5 separate regions of the Mus musculus genome follow, and all the other regions are linked to region 5. Evidence: chromatin loops called from intact Hi-C (ENCODE). Cell type or tissue: heart. All regions are shown on one strand.

What was found. Hi-C counts contacts between places; a loop is a spot of excess contacts. Peaks named below come from ENCODE experiments on the same cell type or tissue, not always from the same donor. Only the 100,000 strongest peaks of a DNase experiment are listed, where the experiment ranks them.
Region 1: it touches region 5 in a loop (4-fold over the local background); 26 of 42 quality-filtered maps call a loop at or near these places.
Region 2: it touches region 5 in a loop (4-fold over the local background); 10 of 42 quality-filtered maps call a loop at or near these places.
Region 3: it touches region 5 in a loop (3-fold over the local background); 7 of 42 quality-filtered maps call a loop at or near these places.
Region 4: a loop joins it to region 5, with 7 times the contacts of the local background. A loop is called at or near these places in 25 of 42 quality-filtered maps.

What each region holds. Positions count from the first base shown.
Region 1 is chr11:58,090,912-58,095,911 of GRCm38, reverse strand. Gm12248 (predicted gene 12248) reads left to right here and starts at 2,783. Exons shown (of 9, transcript NM_001378239.1): 1 at 2,783-2,912. It also overlaps a transcript of Cnot8 not described here. In heart, no CTCF peak of the experiment used is centred here; a DNase peak (open chromatin) is centred at 2,751; H3K4me3 peaks cover 962 bases; H3K27ac peaks cover 769 bases.
Region 2 is chr11:58,223,735-58,228,734 of GRCm38, reverse strand. It overlaps Gm51898 (a long non-coding RNA gene), which reads left to right. Exons shown (of 4, transcript XR_003949689.1): 4 at 2,691-3,338. Among named protein-coding and RNA genes, the nearest start is that of Irgm2, 11 kb to the right of the region's middle. In heart, a CTCF peak has its summit at 2,900 (motif pointing right); DNase peaks (open chromatin) are centred at 2,924, 4,224 and 4,764; H3K27ac peaks cover 1,549 bases.
Region 3 is chr11:58,162,344-58,167,343 of GRCm38, reverse strand. Gemin5 (gem nuclear organelle associated protein 5) reads left to right here. Exons shown (of 28, transcript NM_172558.3): 3 at 1,270-1,451; 4 at 2,936-3,087; 5 at 3,431-3,550. Among named protein-coding and RNA genes, the nearest start is that of Gemin5, 3.7 kb to the left of the region's middle. In heart, a CTCF peak has its summit at 2,073 (motif pointing right); no DNase peak of the experiment used is centred here.
Region 4 is chr11:58,054,868-58,059,867 of GRCm38, reverse strand. It overlaps Larp1 (La ribonucleoprotein domain family, member 1), which reads right to left. Exons shown (of 19, transcript NM_028451.1): 16 at 4,257-4,401; 17 at 2,705-2,814; 18 at 2,480-2,607; 19 at 1-1,309. The coding sequence ends at 1,103. Among named protein-coding and RNA genes, the nearest start is that of Gm51897, 30 kb to the right of the region's middle. In heart, CTCF peaks have their summits at 2,185 and 3,438 (motif pointing left); no DNase peak of the experiment used is centred here.
Region 5 is chr11:57,948,555-57,953,554 of GRCm38, reverse strand. It overlaps the pseudogene Gm12245. Among named protein-coding and RNA genes, the nearest start is that of Gm33078, 39 kb to the right of the region's middle. In heart, a CTCF peak has its summit at 2,363 (motif pointing left); no DNase peak of the experiment used is centred here; H3K27ac peaks cover 2,074 bases.

The sequences.
Region 1 (5,000 bases), 140 kb before region 5:
GTCTTTCTCCCTCTCCTGAAAGCTGGGGTCACTACACCCAGCAAACACAGCAACTCTTCAGTGCACTATTTGGGAAACTCCACACATTCAAACATTAAGAAATCAAAGTGTAACCCCAGGACTCAGGTAGGATGAGGCAAGAGGACCAGGACCAAGGGCATCCTCTACAGATGGAGTTCCAGGCCAGTCTGGGTTACCTGAGGTCCTAGCTCAGTCAGTCAACAGAGGCTGAAGAGATTGCTCAACTTTTTCTGCTTTTGCCAAGTTCAGTTCCCGACACCCCAGTTCATAGCCATGTGTAACTCCAGCTCTCTGCAGACCCCTGTACCCACATGTATACATTCCCACACACATATACACATAATAAAAGATACATTTATTTGGTGTTTTTTTTTTTAAAGACAGTTTCTCTGTGTAGATCTTGCTCTGTATACCAAGCTGGCCTCAAACCACAGAAGTCAGCTTGCCTCTGCCTCCAAAGTGCTGGGATTAAAGGTGTGCACCACCACCACCTGGCTAATAAAAAATATTTTCCAAGCAGGATTGAAAAATAAATAATAGAACTGGTAAGATGGCTCAGCAGTTAAGAGCACTGACTGTTCTTCCAGAGGTCCTGAGTTCAATTCCCAGCAACCACAAGGGGACTCACAAACATCTATAATGAGATCTGACGCCCTCTTCCGGTGTATCTGAAGACATAAAATAAATAAATCTTTTGAAATAAATAATAAGGAACAGGGAAGGCATGCTCTGCTTCTGAAACATTTTGTAGAGTCCAGGCCTAACACACACAAAGCCACCTTCCACCCCAGCTCCAAAGACGCCAACTCTGGCACATGCCTGTAATCTCACCATTGTTGTTGGTAGAGCTCAGGAGAATCAAGAACGCAAGGTCATCTTGATACACAATAAGTCAAAGCCCAGCCTGGGCTACAGGATGACCTCTCTCTCAGAAAACTGAGGAATGGAGCTGGAGAGACAGATGGCTCAGGGATTAAGAACGCTTGCTGCTCTTCCAGAGGACGAGAGAATTTGCTTCTCAGCATCCCACATGGAGTGGCTCACAATTGCCTTTAATTCCAACTTCAGGGGTCTGATGCCCTCTTCCAGGCTCCAAGGCACTGCAGTCATGTGATATACACATACACACACACAGAGAGAGAGACAGAGACAGAGACAGAGACAGAGACAGACAGACAGACAGAGGCAGAGTTCTAAATATATCCTGACATTGTAGCACATACCTTAAATCCCAGACCTTGGGGGGTAGAGGCCAGAGGATTTCTGCAAGCTTTTGATCCACCTGATCTACATAGCAAGTTCCAGAGCAGCTCAGGCTACAGCAGATGAATGGGGGAGGGAGACGAGAGAAGCCTCTTCAGGGCACTTCCCCAGCTTAGGAGTTTGTGGAACTGAAAGGAAGTCTCAGAACACAGAATTTACTCCAAAATGGAGTCGGTAGCAAAGAGCATGGAGCAGCCAGGTATTATAAATTGAGAATGTGGGCTGGAGAGATGGCTCAGCGGTGAAGAGCACTAACAGTTCTTCTGAAGGTCCTGAGTTCAAATCCCAGCAACCACATGGTGACTCCACAACCATCTGTAACGAGATCTGACTCCCTCTTCTGGAGTGTCTGAAGACAGCTACAGTGTACTTACATATAATAAATAAATCTTAAAAAAAATAAATTGAGAAAGTGAAGTCACAGCACAGACAGCCTCTCCCAGAGAGAGCTGATGGGAGGCTGATCCCTTCAGGCTGTGGATCTAGCCTTTTAAAGAGTGACTGCCTATCATAGAGTGGCTGGCATGTCCTCTAATAGCTCTCTCTTTTAAAGTAATTTATAGGCAGGCATTGTAATGCATGCCTGTGATCCCAAAGTTCCCAGCCAGCTGAGGTAGGAGGATCAGGAGTTCAAAGCCAACTCTGACGTCTTTGTGAGTTTGAGGCCAGTCTGGGGTGCATAAGGCACTCTCTTAAAAAGAAGAAGCAATGGGGCTGGAGAAATCACTCAGAGGTTACAAGCACTTGTTGCTCTTGGAGAAGACTCAATTCCATTCCCAGCATCCACATGGGGCAGCTCAAAACAGCCTGTAAATCCAGTTGTGGAAATCAGAGGGTCAGAATCTGTGGCCTCCCGGGGTACCTGCAATGAAGTGGTGCACACACAGACAAGCAGATAGACACAGACACACACACACACACAGACACACACACACACACACACACACACAAGTCAATGTAAAGAGACTAGAGGTGAGTGAGCAGCTCACATCTTTAATCCCAGCACTCAGGAGGAAACAGGCAGAGGAATCTCTGAGTTCTGGGGCAGCCCAGTCTAAGGACCTTGTCTCATTTAACCCTAAAAAATTAAAATTTAAAAGTTTAAATACATGCCCTATATTTTTTAAAAGAGGGAGGGGAGGGGAGGGGAGGAGCGAAGGTAAACTGAGCCAGTCAACTCTCTAGTCTTTTTATCAGCATGGACAAAGTGTGCCATTGCTCACCGCCCACGTCTTCATCCAGGTTTCCTGCTTGTTAACATTTTCTAAAATCAGAGAAGACAAAGGGAAAAAGAAAGTTCGAGGGGAGCAGAATCCGAGGCCATGCCCTGTTTCTCAGCTTTTGAGCTGTCCTCTCTCATTAAGGACGTGTCCTTCCAAAAGAAAGGCATTCTGTTTCCAGCCCACACAGACCTAAACTTTTTCTCATCACGTGCCTGGTCAGAGCCAGTCGGCAGCCCTGTAAGGCGATCACCAGGGACAGCCTCCAGACCCACCCGAACTGAGCCGGGTGACTGCCAGGTTAGCCTGCAGACCTACAGCTATGCAGCAGCCACAAAACACAGAAACACCCCAGGCTGGACCTGTGACTTGGAGACAGGGACGCTTGGGAACAGCCCCTCTGCAGAGGTGAGCAGAGGACTGTTGAGAGGAGGCTATTTGAGGAGGCCAGGCAGGATATATCTAAGTCCCCCTTGGCCATCAGCCTGCCCTCTCCCCTCCTCCGCAGGTCCCCTACCTGTTCCTCAGGGAGCCAGCACCACCTGCCAGGTGTCTGCACCTTCTGTCTCCTCCATAATGTTGCTTCTCTCCAAACTGACACAGTTCTAATGACTGTGGGAGGAACGGTTCCCAAAGGGGAAGTGAAACTGGAAGAGATGGCTGGGAGGCAACTCATCCTAGGACTGGGACGAACTGCCACACTCTTAAGTCTCTGGAAGGACATGCGGCCTGGGAGCTGGGACAACATACAGTGGCTTCAGGTTTCAGACCATCAGTGTGCCCAGCTGTCCTAGAAGGTCACCCACCAAAGCTAGCAGTGAAGTGGTTTTGCAGGGTGGCCTCTACCCTAGAGGCCTTTGGTGCTTACAATGGCCAAGACAAGATGCTGAGGTTTGTGAGTTGCTGTCAGTTTTGCTTGTAATTCCAAACAGACAGATGTCTCTGGCTATAAGGCAGAGAGATCAAGTCAATTTGATAAAATAAATGCAAGGAGGGTGTGCTTCTGCCTCTACCAAGCAAGTCACTAGCAGGAAGGAAAGACAGACAAGTGTTCAGCCCACAGGCTCTCAGCACATTCTGGAAGGAAAACAAAACAAAACACACAATACTTTTCTTGTTTTGGAGCTCTGTATTTATTTATTCAGCAAGCACTTCCTGAATGGGGGCTACATGCCCAGCTTGTGTTTGATGATTTAATACCACTGTAAACACAACAGGCGTGCCCTGTGATTGATTGATTGATTGATTGATTGATTGATTGATTGATTTTGATTTTTCGAGACAGGGTTTTTCTGTGTAGCCCTGGCTGTTCTGGAACTCACTCTGTAGACCAGACTGGCCTCGAACTCAGAAATCCGCCAGCCTCTGCCTCCCAAGTGCTGGGATTAAAGGGTGGGGGGAGGGTATGGGGGACTTTTGGGATAGCATTGGAAATGTAAATGAGGAAAATATCTAATAAAAATATTTTAAAAAAAAGGTGTGTGCCACCACTGCCTGGCGCACTGTGATTTTTTTTTTTTTTAATTTTTTACAAGGGATATAACCCAGGGTCTTCCCAGTGCAAGTCCAGTACTTTCCCATCAAGCTACACCCATCTGTTTTGTTTTTGTTTAACTTTATTTTGAGACAAGGTTTTGCCAGGTTGTCCAGGATGACTGTCAACTTGTCACATCCTGCTTCAGCATCCAAAGTAGCTGGGATTTCAGAAGAGCACAACCACACCCAGCTACCAGAAGCTCTTAAAGGATTGCAGCACCATGGGGAAGGGTTACTGCCCAAGGGCAGTCTCACCTCCTGGGGAGCCCTTCATCATCTCATTCAGCATCAGCATGAGCCCCTTTCCTTCTGCCTCTTTTTAAACCAGGGCCACTGATGCCCTGGTGAGCCTTCTGCTCATCTGGACTGCTGCTCCTGAGGCTGGTGGGCTCTTCTAAGATGCAAACAGCCTGTGCAGACACTAGGGGTGGGCAGAGTGTCATGATAGCTGCTGACTCTCATCTCCTAGCTTGATTTAGGTCTAGGCCCACAGAGTGACCACCAGACTTCATACAGTTGCCCATAAATACAAAAGGCCTCTAAGCTTTTGAAAGTTGCTATGGTAAAAGATGGATCACCCAGTTTGTCTTGTAGGTGGTCACAGCCTAGAAGAAAAGGACCTTGGAGTATGGTATGCATCTTTATCCGTGAGAAACCTGGCTTCTCACCCTTATATTCTGTCACCCAAGAAAAAGGGACAGCAATGTGACTCTTGGGATTATACCTTTTTGCCCAAAGCCAAAGGAACTAATCACGTCCTTTCCCACCTTGGGACAATGCCAGATTACATCACTCATAACACAACAGAAATGTACTGTTTTACTAAGAGCTTGAAACAAAATGTTAAGACACCTGGCTTCTGCCTGAGGCCTTTAGAGTTTAGAGTGAGTCATTTAAAAAACATTATTTCTATATCAATGTGTGTTAGCATGTGTAGGTATACATGCCTGCTTGCGGGCA
Region 2 (5,000 bases), 280 kb before region 5:
CTGCCCAGCTTTCTCTATCACGGTGGGAATATCATCCCATACTTGCAAGTATTTTATTTTACCAGTGATCCAAGTACACGAATTAAGGTGGTCCTGGAAAGAGTCTTCTAAAAGCTTTTTAATGGCTCATTGTCATTGCTTCCATATGAGTTTAAAGAAATATTCCCATTCTGGTGCAAATAGTCTATGGTCATAGTTGATTTCTTTCCTCCTCCTCCTCCTCCTCCTCCTCCTCCTCCTCCTCCTCCTCCTCCTCCTCCTCTTCTTCTTCTTCTTCTTCTTTTTTGGTTTTTCGAGGCAGGGTTTCTTTGTGTAGTCCTGGCTGTCCTGGAACTCACTTTGTAGACCAGGCTGGCCTCGAACTCAGAAATCTGCCTGTCTCTGCCTCCTGAGTGCTGGGATTAAAGGTGTGAGCCACCACGCCCAGCTCCTTTCCCAGTCTACCTAAAGTTAAAGCTAAAATTCTATATTTGAAACAGGATTACCATATGTTCCAGTAATTCACTAGTGGGTATGTAGCAAAAGAACTAAAGTCAGACTGGAGAGATGGCTCAGTGGTTAAGAGTACTGACTGCTCTTCCAGAGGTTCTGAGTTCAAGTCCCAGCAACCACATGATGGCTCACAACCATTTGTAATAGGACCTGATGCCCCCTTCTGGAGTGAGGACAACTACAGTGTACTCATAAATATAATAACTATAAATCTTTTTTATTTGCTTATTTATTTTATTTTTTGGGGTTTTTCAAGACGGTTTCTTTTTGTAGCCTTGGTTGTCCTGGAACTCACTCTGTAGACCAGGCTAGCCTCGAACTCAGAAATCTGCCTGCCTCTGCCTCCCAAGTGCTGAAATTAGAGGCATGTGCCACCACTGCCTGGCAAATCTTTCTTAAAAAGAAAGAATTAAAGGTCTAGAAGAGATACTTGTTTACAGATGTTGACAGACGTGTTACTTTAGCAGCTAAAAGGAGAGAAGAATAGTGTCCTCCTTACTTTTTCTGTTGCTGAGATAAAATATCCTGACAAAAAGCAACGTAAGGGAGAAAGGGTTTATTTTGAGCTCACAGTTCCGGGTTACTGTCCATCATTGTGGGCAGTCACAGCAGGTGGAGCTTAAAGTGGTTAGCTGCCTCATATCCATGCTCAGGAGCAGAGAAAATGAATACATGCTTAGTACTCAACCCAAACAGTCCAGTCCAGTCCAGGACCCAAACCCAGGGAATGCTGCTGCCCACAGTGGGCTGGGTCTTCCTACGGCAATTAACCCAGTTAAGAAAGCACCCCCACAAGCATGCCCACAGACTAACCTGATCTAGACAATACTTCACTGACTCTTCCTGGGCTCTGTCAAGTTGACAAACAAAAAGTTGTATGGATGACAGCAGGCATCATAACTCATTATCAGTGCCTGTGATGTTACCTCCTCCTCCTCTTCTTTGTCCTGTTCTTCCTCCTCCTCCTCCTCCCCTTCCTTCTCTGCCTAATCCTCCTCTTCTTCCTACTCTTCCTTCTCTTCTTTTCCCTCATCTTCCTTTCTCCTCCTCTTCTCCTCCTCCTCTTCATAGTCAGGGTCTCACTATGTAGCCCTGACCAGCCTGGAACTTGCAATGTTGAGCAGGTTGGCCAGGACCTCATGGAGATCCTCCCACAGCAGCCTCCCAAGTGTTGGGATTAAAGAAAGCCATGTACTACCATGCCTGGCTATCTGTTATATTCTGTTATATATATATGATATATATGTGTTATATATTCATATATATATCATATATATATATCTGTTATATTATATATTAAAAGCAGATTAAGGCACAAAGGAGGACTCTAGGGTCACCAACCATACAAATGGAGAAGCATGGGGCACGTCACTCTTGTTCACTGTGTCTGTAAATACAACCTTGCTTTATTCACCCTCATCTCAAAATAAGTTTAAAATTAAGATTTAATGTAAGGGACATATTAAACTGGTTATACAAATAACTTTTTATTAACTTGTGGGGTTTTTTTTTGGGGGGGGGTTGGGAAGTGTGTCTGTGGACACATGCAAGCCATGGCAAGTATGTAGAGGGCAGAGAGCAACTTTGTGGAATCAATTCTTTTTATCCACTGTCATGTGAGCTCTGAGGATTGAACCCAGGTTGGGAAACTTGTGTGGCAAGACCTTTAACCTCTAAGCCATATTTCTGGGCCAAACTGTTTTTGTTGTTGTTGTTGATGATGATGATGTTTTAAGTTCTCTCTCTCTCTCTCTCTCTCTCTCTCTCTCTCTCTCTCTCTCTCTCTCTCTCTCTCTCTCTCTCTCTCTGTGTGTGTGTGTGTGTGTGTGTGTGTGTGTGTATACCTGTGGAGGCCAAAAGAAAGCGTTGGATTCTGTGGTGCTGGTTATGAACTACTTTTTCTGGGTCCTCTGGAAGACTAGTATGTGCTCCTAACCACTGAGCCACCTCTCCAGCCTTGGTATATACTTATTTATAAATACCTAAAAATGAGCCACTCGCAAAGCATACTTATAAGACATGATAATTTACACATGCATGCTTTTGATTGATAAAGAAACAATAATTATTACAATCTCTTCGAAAGGTAGCCAGGTCTGTGGCATGGACCTTTGTATTTAGGAGTCACTCTTACTAAACTTTGCCTTTTGTTGTTCAAATGTGGCCAAAATGGTTTTTGTTTTGTTTTGTTTAAACAGACTCCATTCAACCACTCCTCCTCCACGCTCCGCAGGTCACCTGCCACCAGGGGTCAGAGAAAGGGATGATTAATCAGCCATACTTGGGGGAGGTGTGCTGTTGAGAGACAAGTGTGGAAAGATACCCAGCTGTAAATGGAATTGTTTATATCAGCTTTCCCAGATGAAAATGAGCAGAGCCCAGAAAGGTCACGGAGCGTTCCTTCTGCAGGTTGCCGATCCTACCACTAGGGGGAGCAAGTACATGCCTCCCTGCTTCCTCCCCATCTCTGTCCTAGGTTTTCTGTAGGCTGTTTTCAGACACAGGCTGGGGATGTTTTTTTGTAGCTGTCTGCCCATACTGCCAATCCACACACCAATTCAGCATTGGAATCCCAGCACCCTGAATCCCTAAATGCTGGGGACTGCATACCATGACATGTATGGTGCCTGGGACCCTGAGAAATAGGAGACACATCCTTACAGGTGACCTGCCATCAGAAATAAGGAGCTACCCGCAGCAGGCCTGGATGGTGACCTCTCAGAAGCCCGCAGGCAGCTCATTTGTAAAAAGTTGGTTCCCATTTCTCCTGACCTTAGCACTGGACAATGGTTGTATAGATTTTATTTGTGTGTGACTACTTTTCAATTGGCCTTGGTGTGCATAATTATTCTATTATATCTGACTTTCCTATTTTTTTCTCCTGCTCTGGTGAATTCTGTGAAACTAGATGTTCCTTGATATAATGGTTCTTATGAGGCATGGGGTGGGGGGGAGGCACAGCACAGTCCTAGTGGCCCAGGTGCAGGCTGTGCATTCTCATTTTTGGAACAATGTAATAACTGCACAATGGTAGTTTCATATTAATGTTTGACTTGCAAAGAAAGTTTGAAGAAATTATGTCTAGGGCTGGAGAGATGGCTCAGCAGCTAAGAGCACTGGCTGCTCTTTCGAAGGTCCTGAGTTCACATCCCAGCTACCACATGGTGGCTCACAACCACCCATAATGAGATCTGACGCCCTTCTCTGGTGTGTCTGAAGACAGCTACAGTGTACTTACATATAATAATAAATAAATCTTTAAGAAAGAAAGAAAGAAAGAAAGAAAGAAAGAAAGAAAGAAAGAAAGAAAGAAAGAAAGAAAGGAAGGAAGGAAGGAAGGAAGAAAGAAAGAAAGGAAGAAAGAAAGGAAGGAAGAAATTATGTCTAGAAATAAATTTAGAAAATGAAGCAGAGTCAGTAATGGGACCTCAAGAAAGGAAAAAGCTACTTAAATTATGAAATGAGTTTTGTACAACATTTGAGAGTTGGTCCTGGTCTCCTTTGGATATGTAAAAATTAGACTCCGGAAAGAAGATAGAGAATGCATAAAATCTTATACTAGTAAAACTAAGCCAAAACAAACAAACAAACAAACCCTTAGTAAAAACACTAGGACTCTTAGAAAAATCGTGTGTGCAACATACAGAAGCCACAGCTTGTGAATTGCTGAGTTAAGGATTAACCCGAGTCCGCCTGCCCAGAGCATAGGAGGAACTCTGGCCGGATGTGGGCTAGCCTCCCTCCCCCTTCTTCCCCTGTCCCCTTTTAGTTCCCACAAAGGTGGTTGCAAAGAAGAACTGGCTCACGATATTTGAAAGCTCACCCCGGGTCTGTCAGTGAGAACATGCTATGCCTTATTAGTGAAAGTTTTCAGGTGGGAACTCAAGAAAGTAATTGACGGAGATGGACTGTTAAGGGTAAAAAGTTTGTGGTGGCGCATGCCTTTAATCCCAGCACTTGGGAGGCAGAGGCAGGTGGATTTCTGAGTTCGAGGCCAGCCTGGTCTACAAAGTGAGTTCCAGGATAGCCAGGGCTATACAGAGAAACCCTGTCTTGAAAAACCCCAAAGGGGGGAAGAAAAAAAAAAGAAGAAGAGTTATTAACCCCATGGACAGACAGACAACAGCAAGGCTGGAACACTGTTGGGAAGAAATCAGGGCCTATGTGGGTGGCAGAAGCAGGGGGTGGGGTGGGGTCTCTTATTCCTTTCCGAGGATCTGGTAGGTTTCACTGCACAAGAATGGAGCCAGGATGTCTGATTTCCAGAAGTCAAGGAAGTGGGTGGGAGGTGAAATGTGAGCTTTGAGGCCACCTCACTTCAGCATGTGAGACAGACACTCTGGCATCTGGGAGTCTGTTGGCAGGACGCCTGTCAGTGTCTGTGAGAAGGAGCAGCGGCAGGTGCTGTGGCCTGAGCAGCAGCAGGGTTCCAATATTATATTCTTACAGCCAGTTATGCTTCAAACTGCTCGTTTATGCTTCCCTACCATGGTGAATGCTCATTGCAT
Region 3 (5,000 bases), 210 kb before region 5:
TTTCCAATGTATGCCTGCACACCAAAGGGGGACATTCAGATCCCGTTATAGACCGTTTAAAACTACCGTGAGAGCTCTGGGAATCAAACCTGGGACCTCTTGATAAGTAGCCACTGAGCTATTCTCCAGCCCCTAGTCACTAACTCTTTTTTTTTTTTTTTTTTTTTTTTTTTTCCGAGACAGGGTTTCTCTGTGTAGCCCTGGCTGTCCTGGAACTCACTCTGTAGACCAGGCTGGCCTTGAACTCAGAAATCCGCCTGCCTCTGCCTCCCAAGTGCTGGGATTAAAGGCGTGTGCCACCACGCCCGGCTTAGTCACTAACTCTTATCTGTAGCTGCTTTGATGATATAACAATAGAATTGAGGAACAGCCACTGAGAGCATGGCCTACAAAGTCTAACAGAGCCAATAGGTCCATATAAAATATATACCCGGACTGATAACTGATGAGAAGGCTTTCCAGGTTCAAGGGCCTGTCCTGGAAGCCTGATGACCTGAGTTTTGATACTTTGTTTTATTTTGTTTTCTTTACTTGAATTGTGTATGTGTATTTCGCCTATAGGCCTGGTGTCTATGGTGGTAAGAAGTACATGAAAACTGAAGTTTCTGGTGATTGTTGGTCACCATGTGGGTGCTAGGAACCAAAGCTCTGCAAAAGCAGCAAGTGTTGTTAACCACTGAGCGGTCTCTCCAGCCCCTTGAGCAGTTTAATCTCCATGAAAGTAAGAGAGAACTGGCTCCACAGAGTCTTCTGCCTTCCACATGCTCGGCTGTGGCACATGCTCTCCCCAACACAATAAATAGAAAATATAGGGGCTGGAGAGATGGTTCATCCATTAAGAGTGCCTCCTACTGTCCCAGAGAACCCAAGTCGGGTTCCCATCACCCTTGTGGGTTGGCTCATAACCAGCTCCAGGGAATCCGTTCACCTCTTCTGGCCTGCATAGACACACATGTGGCTTTGCACACATGAGTAAAAAGTGTGTCTGTGCACGTCCATGTCAGTATCCCCAGGCATGGTGGTGCATGGCTGCAATTCTAGAATTCTTGTACTCAGGAGACAGGCAGAAGGATTGCCTTGAGTTCCAGGCCAAAATTACAAAGTAAGACGGTCTCAAAACCACACAAAAAGTTTTAACTTTAGACTTACTATATTGCTATACAGGTAGTTATAGCATATTTCTTAAGTACCTGTAATGTGGGTAGCATTAGGCTGGTTTACAGCCCAACACTCACAAATGAGACTCATCTGGCTTTGCTTTGTTTGAAGCATACAATATCAGCACTGCATTGGTCTCCGACAGTTAAGGACTTAATAGTCTCTGGGGATGAAAAAGGAGTCGTTTTCTGTTACTGGCTTAACAGAAATGACAGCCAGCACCTCTTCACAGAGCCCAGGACCATATTCTGTCTGACGTGTTCACCTCATCACGAAAATCTAGTAGCCATTGGGTGAGTACCGAGTACTGTGCTGTCTGCTGGTGGTTTGGCTTAGTTTATGATCCTGCTTTTCTTTCCTCTTGCCTGTGTGCCTCAGTCCTCAGAGGACGACAGCAGCCCAGGGTGTCATATGATCCTGTGAGCTCCAGTTCCAGACTTTGCTCTGCTCCCCATATTTCTATGATGCTGTGTTTTCTATGATACTGAATTTTCAAGCCACCCTTCAAAAGTTAGAAGTGCCTTCTTTCGCTCTTGGCTGACTTAGACTATCCTTGGATGTGGTGTTAACTGTAGAGTGCCAGGTGACTCTGCTTTATGTACCTCACAAATAGGACAAAGAAGGCCAGCTTCATGATACCCTTTATGAAGCCTTTGGATGTACAGGATCGTTTGGGTCTGACTCGGGAACATTTATGAAGAAAGGCTAGGGATGCTAGATTATAACGCAGAAACATTGGCTTCCACTAGGAAGTCAAAGCAGAAACTTGGTAGGAGTAGGTATAAGCTATTTTTCCTAAGCTAAGTATAAAATACTTTAAGGTTTTTTGGTTGGTTGTCTTTTTACCATGTATAGTTATTTTGCTTGCATATGTGTTTTGTGTACCATGTGTTTGCAGTGCCCTAGGAGACCTGAAGAGGGCACCAGATCCTCAGGGACTGGAATGACAGATGGTTGTGAGCCACCTTGTGAATACTGGGACTTTGGTTCCTCTAGAAGAGCAGCTGGTGCTCTTAAGGGCTGAACTGTCTCTCTAGCTCCCAATAGATACTTTTAAACGTGTTCAAAATAATTCACTTTTTAAAAAGCTATTAGAGTCTATGGGTTTCTGCTGAATTCATAGATTGACACTTAGGTACAGTTTAACGGTTCCTGTTAAGTTTGTAGTTGGAAAGCAGTATCATTTGTGGAGCTAAGGATGTGGCTCCTCTGGCAGAGGGCTTCTCTAGCACATACAAAGGCCTGTGCTCAGTCCCAGGTACTGTATAAAGCAAATATGTTGGCTCATGCTGTGATCTCAGCCCTTGGAAGGTGAATGAAGTTCATGATCACCCTCGGTGCATAGTAGGTGTGCAGCCAGTCTGTGATGTGTAAAGCTGTCACAAACAAAGTTTATCAGTTAACTGTTTTCATTGCTAAAATCTTTTCCCTTTTCAGGGCAGCAGCAATGCAGACAAGCTGTAAACTTAGTGGGTACTGGGAGGAGTGGGTAGAGAAGAGGAGGAAAGCCTTGTCTTTTGAGTTAGGGTCTGCCTTGGAAGTCTGTAAACAGCTGTAAAAAGAGGTGGGGCGTGGTGGAAAGGGAGTCTCCAGAGAAAGAGTAGTCTAGAGTCTCAGGGTAAGCATATGTGGGATTTGAACCGGTATCTAAGCAGGCAGAAAAGAAGAAAAAAGAAAGTTCTATGATACTGTGCTGCTTGGGTTAGAACTCAGACAGGTGAGAGGCTTGGCAGTGTCGATCTGCAGGCTCCTGAAATGTTTCTAACTTATTTTTCAGCTACAAAGATGGCATAGTGGTTATCATTGACATCAGTAAAAAGGGAGAAGTTATTCACAGACTTCGAGGCCACGATGACGAGATCCACTCCATAGCCTGGTGTCCTCTGTCTGGTGAAGACTGCTTATCCATCAGCCAAGAGGAAAACTCGGGTAAGATGATGGAAGGAGAGCTCTGCTCTCTCCAGCCCTAAAGAACTAAGTGTTGAGTTGCAGCTTCTGAATTATGCTTAGACCCTGAGCCTCGCAGAGCAAACTAGGAAATGGGGAGGAGCTGACTTTGCTGAGTTACTCTGTAACCACAGTGCATGTCCAGTGTAAATTAAAAATAAGCAGTTACTAGCTGCTCTTCCCGGGTCCTGAGTTCAATTCCCAGCAACCACGTGGTGGTTCACACCCATCTGTTACGGGTCTGATTCCCTCTTCTAGTGTGCATGAAGACAGAGCATTTATATATATATATCTTTAAAAAATAAAATCTCTGTCTCTTTCCTAGAAGAACCTGACATTCCCAATGGGAAGCTTATAGCAGAAACCCCCATCACAAAAGGCTGCTACTTAGCCACAGGAAGCAAAGATCAGACCATTCGAATCTGGAGCTGTTCCCGCGGCCGGGGTAAGGTTGATGCCTAGGGGTTATCCTGCTTTCTTTTCTGTTGCTATGGTAACACAACTACCCACCTTGGAGGGACTAAGTGATTGCAGCTTACTTAGTTCTAGGTTCTGGTCCATCATTTTATTACTTTTTTTTTTTTTTAAGAATTGATTTGCTTTTTTGTATATAGATGTTTTTGCATAGACATATGTCTGTGTGCTGTGTGTGTGTGTGTTCAGGGAGGCCAGAAAAAGGCACTGGCTTCTGTAGGAACTGGAGTTATAAACTGTTCTTGGTCACCATGTGGGTGCTAGAGAGCAACAAGTCCTCCTAACTGGCGAGCTATTCTCTTCCACTGCTCTGCAACCCATTCTTCAGAGGAGTCAGAATGAGTCGGGCTGTCTCCTCTGCAGTGAGGAGCAGAGAGGAGAGGATTGCTGCCCACCTCTGCTCAGCTTTCTCTACACTTAGCAGCTCAGGACCTAACCCCCCAAATGAACAGCACCACCCATCTGCAGACTGTGCTCCAGCTCCTTTCTGCTGCTCTGATAAAACACAGACCAAAAGAAACTAGGGGGGGGGGTTGTTTCAGCTTCTAAATTAGAGTCTGTCACTAAGGGAAGTCAAGGTGGGACCTTGATGTAGAAACTGTCCAATGGAGGAATGTCATGTGCTGGCTCAGCTGGCTTTTTTGGATAGCCTGGACTGCCTACACAAGAAATGATACATCCCATAGTGGGCTGGACCCTCTTTACAAATTGACAGTCACCCACAGTCATACTCAGAGGCCAAACTAATCTAGATAATCCCTCACTGAGATTGTCTTTCCAAGTTTCCTGTTTTGTCACAGTGTCTCTTCAGTGGCAAATTCTGTACTGTTGCAGTAGAATTATCTATTTGTTTTGTTTCATCTCATTCTAAGAATATCATCTAGCTAAAATCTTGCTTACCAGAAAGTTGCTGTCCCTTATAACCTGTTTAGACCTCTCTGTTCTGGACACCTGGCCTTTGTGTCTGTTTTCTAGTGCCTTCTAGAAGGCAAGAACCCCGGCTTTGCTGAAAGAGTCTTGCCTGGCATGCAGAGTAAGGCTGTCCTAGATCTTGCTATGTATACCAAGCTGGCCTCAAACTCACAGAGATCACCTGAGAGCAAGATCTTTACTATAAGAATGCGAATAATGGGCTTTCCTTGAGTGTTAAGAATGGAAAAACAGTGACACAGACTCAGTGTGCATACTGAGCCCATGAACAAGCTGGCTATGTTACATTGTCTTCAAATTTTAGTTAGCGCTGTGACGGCACACATCACCTTTATGTGAGTCCTGGGGATCAGACTCATCTGTGTGGCAAGCACCTTGTCCAGAGCCATCTCGCCAGGCCCATCACTTGCTTCAAATTAGGCTAAACATCCCTCTTCCCCCCAAGACACCTGCCTGAGAATCCGTGAACACAATAGCTGTCCACAGTAGCC
Region 4 (5,000 bases), 110 kb before region 5:
AGACAATGCAACAGCAGGGGTGTCCTGGGCACAGCTCTGATAGAACTGCCCCAACTCTTGCCTCCAGGTAGGAGGCCCCGTACATGCAACTCAGTCTCGAGGAAAGTTCTAGTCAGTCCAAGTCCAGGGACATCCCGGGCAGGTGGAGCTCTTCCGGAGGCTCAAGGAAAACAGGCATTTGGGCATTAGTTCAGGTTCCCGCTCCACAATAAGGCAACTTTTAAAAAAATATTATTTCCAAAAACAGAACAGAAGAAAAATTCCAAGGAGGGGGAAAGACATCACTTTCTATGGAGTAGGTGGGCTCTGGTTTTTTGTCTTTTTTTTTTTTTTAAAGTGGTCGATTTTGTCTTTTTTTTTTCTTTCTTCTTTCTTTCTTTTTTATTTTCGTTTTTGTTTTTTTTTTGTTTTTTTGTTTTGTTTTTCTGTTTTCCCAAGGATGGAAAGGTCAGAGAAAAAATAAAATGAATCATCTTTCAATAGTCTCTTCTGGTGTGAGCAGCGTCTCTGGGGTGGGGCGAGGGGGCGAGGGGAGAGGCTGAAGCTCCCACCCCCACTGAGATCCTTTGGTTTCCTTCCCCCAGAGGTGGCAGAAGGGCATGTGGAACAGCAGGGACACGGTGATGGCAAACCCCAGGTGATCAAGGGGCTGGTGCTTCTGGGGCCCATGGGCACCGCCAGAGCCTTCTGGTGGGCTGCATAGTTGGCTTGAGGGAAGCGGGAAGAGGCAGGGGAGACAGGTCGGCATAATAGCCGCAGGAAGGGCTAAAGAGTGATTTTGGTAATCCAGACAAACTATCAATAATTTAAAACTTGATATATATATATGTATATATATATATATATATATATAAAATCTCCCCCCTTCCCCTCCCCCCTTAGAAGTTATGATGGAAGTCATGGTGACAGGAGGGATGGGGTACTTGGAGGCTCCTGCCCAGGAGCACCGCTAATAGCCCAAATGGTATACACTGCTACTTAGCGCAAAGGCCCATTCTTAGTACTCTAGGTCTGTCCCTTCTCTTGTTCGCTCTTCTGGGCACCCCACAGATCCTCAACCACCCCACCCCTCTATCACAAACCCCAGGGGGCTTCAGGCCATTCACTTTCGCAAAGTCAGTGTGTCCGAGTGCTGGCTTGTCCATTTGGCATCTTCTCGAGTGGCCTGGCCAGTAGGTGTCGTAGGGGGTTGGCTGATCCCAGTGGCAGGCCTGCTGGAAGACTGGGAAGGGCACCGCTTCCTGCCCTCTCCGCTGCCTCCTGCTACCACTGGGTGTCGCTTGTGGTTGCCTTCCTCGCCCATGGGGGGCTGTAACAGAGGAGTCACAAGTGGTCAGAGAACACTAGCCACACCACTTTCCAGAACCAATCAGGTCTCCGTTCCATCTCCAAATGAGGACAATGGTTTGATTTACATCCTGTCCTTTCATGTGGACAGTACCAGAAATAAGGAAACGGACCAAACACATAATTTGTCAAAGGCTTCCTATATTTAGGTCCATATCCTTAAAGACCAGAGTTTGACCCTATAAATTTTTGTCCCCTTCTACAAAGGGTCTCTTAGGAAAAGACCTGTGGTGTGTGGAATGCTACATGGTGCATGTATTGGCTCCACAGGGAACTGTCTTATTCCAGCCTTCACCAGGCCCGTGAGCCAACAATGAAGACTGTGATTCAGCTTGCCCTACTATCACCAAATGCCACCCAAACTATTTTCCAGGTACTAAGTTCCAGCCATTGGTCCTTAGCACACATCTCCTCCCCAGAGTAGTTAAGAACAAGCCCAGTTTACAGGTATGTAAACTGATGACACTCTTACCTACAAGAGTGTGCTCACAGTCTGGGCACCAGGAAGGGTCAGTTCTACAATAACTTAGGACGACCGCTGATCCTTACCTAAACCTATCACTTTTCTGTTACATGTTCTCAAGAGAACAGCCTGAGTATCAGAGTCTGCTCATTACAAACTTTTTGGTTAAAAGCCTTTCTGCCTTCTTTGGTGCTGGTCATTAAAACCAGGGCCTTCAATGGGTTATACATGTATCTTACCATTGAGGTAAACCCCCAATACCACAGACTTCTTGAAGGAAAATCTCACTTGAAGTACTTTGCACAGACACAAAGATGAGTCAATGAAGCCGCCTTTAGAGGCAGCCGTTGACACACGCACAGCACTATTCAGACTCACCACAGGGTGTCACTGTTTAGGCACTGCTCTCGACAACGGAGGACTGAAAATTAATTTACAAATTTCTTTTCCCAGAAGGAACAAGTATATTTATCAGAGTAGCTGGTCCTGATCCTGACACAAACTAGTAGTAGTGGGCCTGGATAAGCAGGTAGGCTGTGACAATAGGAGGGAGGCTGGGAACAACTCTAGTGAGCACCTGCTGCTGTCCACTGTCACGTGTACGTCACAGACAGGAGAGGGATGCTCTCTTTACAGGACAGTTAGGAGTCAGGAGAGACTTTCACTCACGTCCACTCGGAAGTCTTCTAAGCGGCGGAATTTGCCGAGGTATTCTTGCAGTTTGGGGTCAATGTCCAAATTTTTGGCTTTGGAGTATTTCAAGAAGGCCCAGAACTTCTCCAATCCATAGAGCTGGCCTATAAGAAAACAGGTAGGTGGGCTATGATGAAGAGAGAGGGATGGGGTCTAACACAGCAAAGCCCAGGAGGGCTCCCGCAGCTCTGACACTCTTACCAGCCTCATAGTCCTTCACTGTCTCCTCCTGGAAATCCTTGAATATGTCCAGCCGGAACTTTTTCTCTAGACCATAACTGTAGTATCGAAAAAGGCACTCCAAACCGTACCTGTGGAGGGTAGGAAATGTTGAAGTTGGCACAGTACTCACTTGAATGGCATGGGGAGGGTGGGTTGCTGGCCTAGCAAAGAAACTCTGGAACAGTTAAGACAGTTCCTGGACTGGAAACATGGCATGTCCACTGCAGAATGGGCAGCAGCAGTAATACCAACCCTGAAGAGCTGTTTAGTCGCAGGGCTCAGCCAATTCTGCCCACCTTGATCTGCTCTCTGCCTTTTAACTGCAGCGTTTTACTCCAAAAGCAGTGAAGTTTTCCTAACAGACCTTACAGTAAGTACATGAAGACAAAATCACCTCCCGTCTATCCATTTCAGGAAAACACTCATTCCTACACCAGCTCTCTGATCTACACCTATCAGCAGGTTTGTTCATCTACCTTAGTCAGAAAGTTTACCACTAGGAACGTGATACTAAAGAAACAACCAAAAGTATTTATATTTTTAAAGATTTATTTATTATATGTAATTACACTATATAGCTGTCTTCAGACACTCCAGAAGAGGGCATCAGATCTCATTACAGATGGTTGTGAGCTCAATACCATCTGTAACGGGATCTGATGCCCTCTTCTGGTGTGTCTGAAGATAGCTACAGTGTACTTAAACTAAATAAATCTTAAAAAAAAAAAAGTATTCACAATCAAACAAAATACAAAACTCTAGAAGCCGGGTGTGGTGGCACACGCCTTTAATCCCAGTACTCGGGAGGCAGAGGCAGGCGGATTTCTGAGTTTGAGGCCAGCCTGGTCTACTGAGTGAGTTCCAGGACAGCCAGGGCTATACAGAGAAACCCTGTCTTGGGAAAAACCAAACAAACAAACACCCTCTTGCAAAGAAGTTGTTTAGAAAAATTCTGGAACTGTTGCAATAGGCTTATTACATTGTTAAAATAACTTTTAACAATTAATTGGCCTTTAATCCCAACACTGGGAGGCAGATCTCTGAATGTGAAGGCAGCCTGTTCTAGAGTGAGTTCCAGAACAGGCACACCTAACATTGAGAAACCCTGTCTCGGGGCGGGGGGTGTGGGGGTGTGGGTGTTGTTATTTGCCCCCTGGTAGTGTCAGTGGCAAATGCCTTTAATCCCAGTACTCAAGAAGCAGAGGAAGACACAGATCTAGGAGGTTGATGTCAGCCTGATCTACAGATAGAGGTCCAGGGAAACCAGGGCTACACAGAGAAATTCTGTTTGGGGGGGTGGGTGGAGATGAGAGGCATATCTAACCCCCTCTCCCCAGTAGATTTGCTGGTGACATAAAGGTACAACGAACAGAGCAAGAAGCAAAGAGACAAAGAACAAAGGAGAACTGCCTGTACAAACCACCACATAAACTTTTAAACTCGTGTCAATACCTTGCTCATCTTTAAAACTTCAATTTCAGCTCTGGCAGCTGACTCACTGGGCCCTAACTAGAGCCCCTGGCTCACTCACCTGTAGCCTTCTTTGGCATCCTCCAGTGCGAGCTGCTTGAACTCTTCATACATCTTTTTATTGAAGTGATCTCGGAGGAAGAAGGACCAAAAGCGGAAGAGGGTGTTCATCTCCTGAGACTGGCCAATGCCCAAGCGCTTCCGCTCTGATGGGAAAAACAGGAGAGGGTGAGGCCACGCTGTCCTATCCTCTAATCTAGCCATTTGTTTAGCTCCCAGTCTCACCTGCTATCACTTAAAGCAGTGGTTCTCAACCTTCCTAATGCTGAGACCCTTTTATACTGGTCATGTTATGGTAACCCCCAACCAGGACATCATTTTTTGTTGTTGCTGCTATGAATCATAATATAAATATCTGATACAAAACTCCTAAAGGGGTAGAGATCCACAGGTTGAAAACTGCTGACTTAAAGGAACTGGCAGAATACTGCTGAAGTATAAACAAGTCACTTTTTGTCAAATTAATCAGTTTTAGCAAGTATAGCATGTTAACATGTAAGTAAGGAGAAATGGCTCAGCAATTAAAAGCACTGGTTGCTCTTGCTGAGGATCCACCCACATAGTTCCAGCACTTACATGGTGGTGGCTCACAACTGCCTATAATTCTAGTTCAAAGAGATTCAACAGCCTGTTTTGGCCTCCATCAGCACCATGCATATACATGGTACATAAATGTAAACGCGTGTAAAATACTCATATACATAAATTACAGCAGTTGGGAGACAGAGACAGCAGTTCAAGGCCA
Region 5 (5,000 bases):
GGAATGTGCCACCACTGCAGGGCTACCCATAACTTTATCTTCTCTCCCTACCCCCATGCATCTTCTCTCCCTTTTCTTTCGAGACAGGGTCAAGGCCCAGGCTGGCCTTGAATTCACTATGTTGTCTCTGGCTGTCCTGGAATTAATTGGTTAGTTTATTCATTAAAAAAAAATCTTTTTGAGATAGGGTCTTTCCTTTGCTGTCCTGAACTGGCTCTGTAGATCAGGCTGGCCTCAAACTCAGAGACATCTGCCAGTTTCTGCCTCCCAAGTGCTAAGATTAAAGGTATGTGCCGCCGCCATCTGACATTAGGAATTTATTATGTAGAAAGTTTTGCCTGCTTCTGCCTCTGGAGTGCTGGGGATTATAGGTGCAGGCTACCATACCTCGTTCATGTTATGTGATGCTGGAATAGAACCCAGGGCCTTCTAGATGCTAGGCAGGCACGCTGTCAATTGAGCTATATCTCCAGCCATTGTTTTTGTAAGAGAGGGTCTTGCTATGTAGACCTAGCTAGCCTGGAACATACTATGTAGGCTCCATCCTCCAAGTGCTGGTGTGACAGGCTTGAGCCACCACACCCATCTGCCACTTCCTACACATTGGTAATTACCTCTCTGGTCTCCAGTTTCCTTATCTGTAGAATGGGAAAGCATAGCTCATGCCTGAGTGGGTGCCGCTGGGAGCTCTGACATCACTCAGTGTCAGGTGTGTGGTGGCCTCATTTCTAGGAATAGCTTCTGGTCTGGAAATCCCCCACTCTTGTACAAGGAGACTTCACACGCTCTCCTGTTGGGCTCCACCTATCCTCCCCTACCAGCTTTTTCTCAAAACATCTATACTTCTCACACGTTGGTGAAAGCCTAAAGCAACTTGGGGGGAGGGCATCTGCTCTGGCTGTGGTCATGGGGCCTGCACACCAGGACCTCCAACATGGAGACCTGCTCAGCATGTATACCCCAACAGGAGGCAGGGCAGCACGAGTCCTCCTTTCTCTGCTTGGCTTTGAGTGCTCACTTGCAGAGGTGCAGCCAAGCTTCATTTGATTGACAGCTCCAGCCAGGTGGAAGCCGCTCATGCTTGCAGTCCTAGCCCTTGTTTATTCTCTTCTTTAATCTCAATGATCTTACTTACCATTTTCTTTTCAGATTTTTTTTCTTCTTTTTTTATTGAGACAGGGTTTCTCTGTGTAGCCCTGGCTGTCCTGGAACTCACTCTGTAGACCAGGCTGGCCCTGAACTCAGAAATCTGCCTGCTTCTGCCTCCCAAGTGCTTAGTTTAAAGGTGTGCGCCACCTACCCTGCAAGTTGCTTTTTCTTATTGCCTACCTTTTAAAATTTTTGTTAAGATTTATGTAGTCTTTTATGTGCATGGCTGTTTATCTGCGTGTATGCATGTGCACTGTGACTGTGCCCGGTGCCCTGGAACTGGAGATACGGTTGGTAGTGAGCAGCCCTGTGGGTGCCAGGAACTGAATTCACCTTCTTATGCTTTCCCAGGGTCCTCTTGTAGCCTCGGAGCTATTTCTCTGGCCCCTTCCGCACGTCTCTATACGGGTCTCGTGTATCTCAAGCTGCTGACCCTTCCCCATTTTACCAAGAGTGACGCTGAACTCCACATTCGTACACACTCCCTCCAGAGAATTGCCATTACTGGCCTGTTTCACTGCCACGCCCCTACCCTACTTCCATCTCAATTTCATTTTTTATTTCCTCTTTTTACACTTCCTTTTCTTACACCTTTCAAAGATAGCTTTTAAAGTCGGAGTCTTGGTTCTGGAGATGACACAGCCGGAGTCCCCAATGGCGAGTGGTTTCTCTCTGCCTTGCTTCGTGGCAGGAAGTTCACATCATGTCTTGCCACAGGCTTCACACCGTGCACTCCACAGAAGTTGCAGTCTAGGGAGTCTGAAGCCTGCTCCCCTGACTTAACCTGTCGCTTGCTCAGCTTTCTCCTCCAGCCAGGAGCGAAAGCCAAACACAAGATTTCTGTGGGGTGCGTTGAAGCAAGGCTGTAAACCCAGCACAGGAAAGGTAGGAGGCTTGCCACAGGTTAGAGGCCAGTATGGGCCACACTGGGAGACTCTGTCCGGTCACACCAAATGTTTAACTCATCTATTACACTTTAAAGCTGTGACTTTAGGCAGTGACAACTTCTAGTCTTGGTGTCCTCCTTTATAAACTAGCAATGACACTTGGAGAGAGGAGATGAGAACACACATAATTGTTTATTGTCACTTGTCTGCTTCCTAACGTTTAGTCGCATAAATGCTTAGGGAAACAATGCAAGAATAAATTTTCACCTAAGCAAAAACAAATTTAGGTGTCAAAAAGGCTGGCTCATCTGCTTGTCTTTGCCGCCACCTACTGGTCATATATGATAAAGCACATATTTCAAGGCTTGCCAAGATGGCCTTTTGGTTTTTTGTTTTTGCTTTTTGGGTTTTTTTTTTTTTTGAGACAGGGTTTCTCTGTGTAGTCCTGGTGACTGTCCTGGAACTCACTCTGTAGACCAGGCTGGCCTCGAACTCAGAAATACACCTGCCTCTGCCTCCCAAGTGCTGGGATTAAAGGTGTGTGCCACCACTGCCTGGCTGTTTTTGTTTCATTGAGACAGGGTCTCACTTGGCAGCCCTAATTGTCCCAGAACTAACTCTAACTCTCTCTCTCTAACTCTGTCTCTCTCTCTCTGTCTCTCTGTCTCTGTCTGTCTCTGTCTGTCTCTCTGAGTGTGTGTGTGTGTGTGTGTGTGTGTGTGTGTCTGCCACATACTGAGGAGGCCAGAAGAGACTGTCAGATCCCTTGGGGTTACAGGTTGTGAGCTGCCCTGCTTAGAGAACTGAACTCTATCTAGTCCTGGCTGTCCTCCAGCCCGCTACGTAGACCAGACCAGTCTAGAACTTATAGGGATAAAGCGATCCTTCTGCCTCTGCTTCCTGAGTGCTAGGATAAAAGTCATGTGCCACCACTGCCCACTTCTGACTCTTCTCTCACACTTACACTCCAGCACTATGTATTTATACTCTCTTCTTAGCTCCCACCCCTTAGTTAGGCTTCTGATGCTGTGATAAAACCACAACTTAAGGAGGAAAGATTTATTTCAGCTTCCAACTCTTAGGTCACTCTTTACCACTGAGGGAAGCCAGGGCAGGAACTCAGGACAGGAACCTGGAGGCAGGAGCTGATGCAGAAGTCATGGAGAAATGCTGCTTACCGGCTTGCTCACCCATGGCTTGCTAAGCCTGCTTTCTTATATGACCCAGGAACAGCTGCCCAGGGTTGGCATTAGCACAGTGGGTGGGGCCCTCCCACATCAATCATTAAGTAAGAAAATGGCAGACGGACTTGTCTAGAAGCCAATCTTACAGAAGCAGTCTCTCACTTCTCCTCCCACATGATTCTAACGTGTGTCAAGTTGACAACAACTAAAAAAGAAATAAACTACCGGCTTACACCTGTAATAAGAATCTAAAATTTGTAAATATTTTAATAAACTCCAAGTTTTCTTTAAAAATATATAAATGAGAAATTAAAAAAAAATGCTGGACAGTGGTGATACACCTCTTAAATCCCAGCACTTGGGAGGAAGAGGCCAAGTGGATCTCTGTGAGCTTGAGACCAGTGTGGTCCACAGAGGGAGTTACGGGATGTGATGGTTTGTATGTGCTCAGCCCAGGGAGTGGCACTATTAGAAGGTGTGGCCCTGCTGGAGTAGGTGTGTTCTTGTTGGAGTGGGCTTGTCATTGTGAGTGTGGGCTATAAGACCCTCATTTTAGCTGCCTGAAAGTCAGTATTCTGTTAGCAGCCTTCAGGTAAGGATGTAGAACTCTCTGCTCCTCCTGCACCATGCCTATCTGGATGCTGCCATGTTCTTGCCTTGATGATAATGGACTGAACCTCTGAACCTGTAAGCCAGCCCCCAGTTAAATGTTGTCCTTATAAGAGTTGCCTTGGTCATGGTGTCTGTTCACAGCAGTAAAATCCTAACTAAGACACAGGACAGCCAGGGATACACAGAGAAATCCTCAAAAAAATAAAATAAAATAAAATAAAATAAAATAAAATAAAATAAAATAAAATAAAATAAAATAAAATAAAATCAGGACACAGCCAGGATATGCGTTATACTTATATTTCAGCATCTGAGAGGTGAGGCAGGAGGATTGCCTTACGTAAAAGTAGCCTGGTTTGGAACTTAATAGCTAAGTAGCAAGATCCTGCCTCAATAAAAAAAAAAAAACAAAAAACAAAAAAAATCAACCAGGGGCTGGAGAGATGACTCAGCAGTTAAGAGTACTGACTGCTGACTCTCTCTAGCCCGCCATCCCCAGGCACCTGTTCCTGGTGGCGCAGAGCACACGGCCCGGGCAGCACGGAAAGCAGCAGGAGGAGGAAGAGCTGAGCAGGTCGGCGCACCTGGTGGTGAGCATCTCTAGAAAGAGGAGAAGGCAAGGATAGGCCCAGGAGTGATGGCATCCAAATTTAAACAAGTCATACTGGATCTCACTGTGGAGAAAGACAAAAAAGACAAAAAAGGTGGGAAGGCCTCCAAACAAAGTGAAGAAGAATCCCACCATCTGGAAGAGGTTGAAAACAAGAAGCCTGGGGGAAATGTCCGAAGGAAAGTCAGGCGACTTGTGCCTAACTTTCTCTGGGCCATACCTAATAGGCATGTTGATCGCAATGAAGGGGGAGAGGATGTTGGGAGATTTGTAGTGCAGGGAACAGAAGTCAAGAGAAAGACTACGGAGCAGCAGGTGAGGCCTTACAGGCATTTCCGAACCCCGGAACCTGACAATCATTACGACTTTTGCCTCAGACCTTGAAATCTAAGATTTTCTCTGAGCTCATAAAATGGCTACTGTTTTACAAGCTCTTATCAAGTGGGGGTATTTTTTCTGTAAACTTTTGGTGTTTCCACTTAACGGTTTCTATGTAAAATTGTTTAATCGTTGCATTTAATTCAAACATTCCTGTTAGCATGGCAATTTAACCCATTT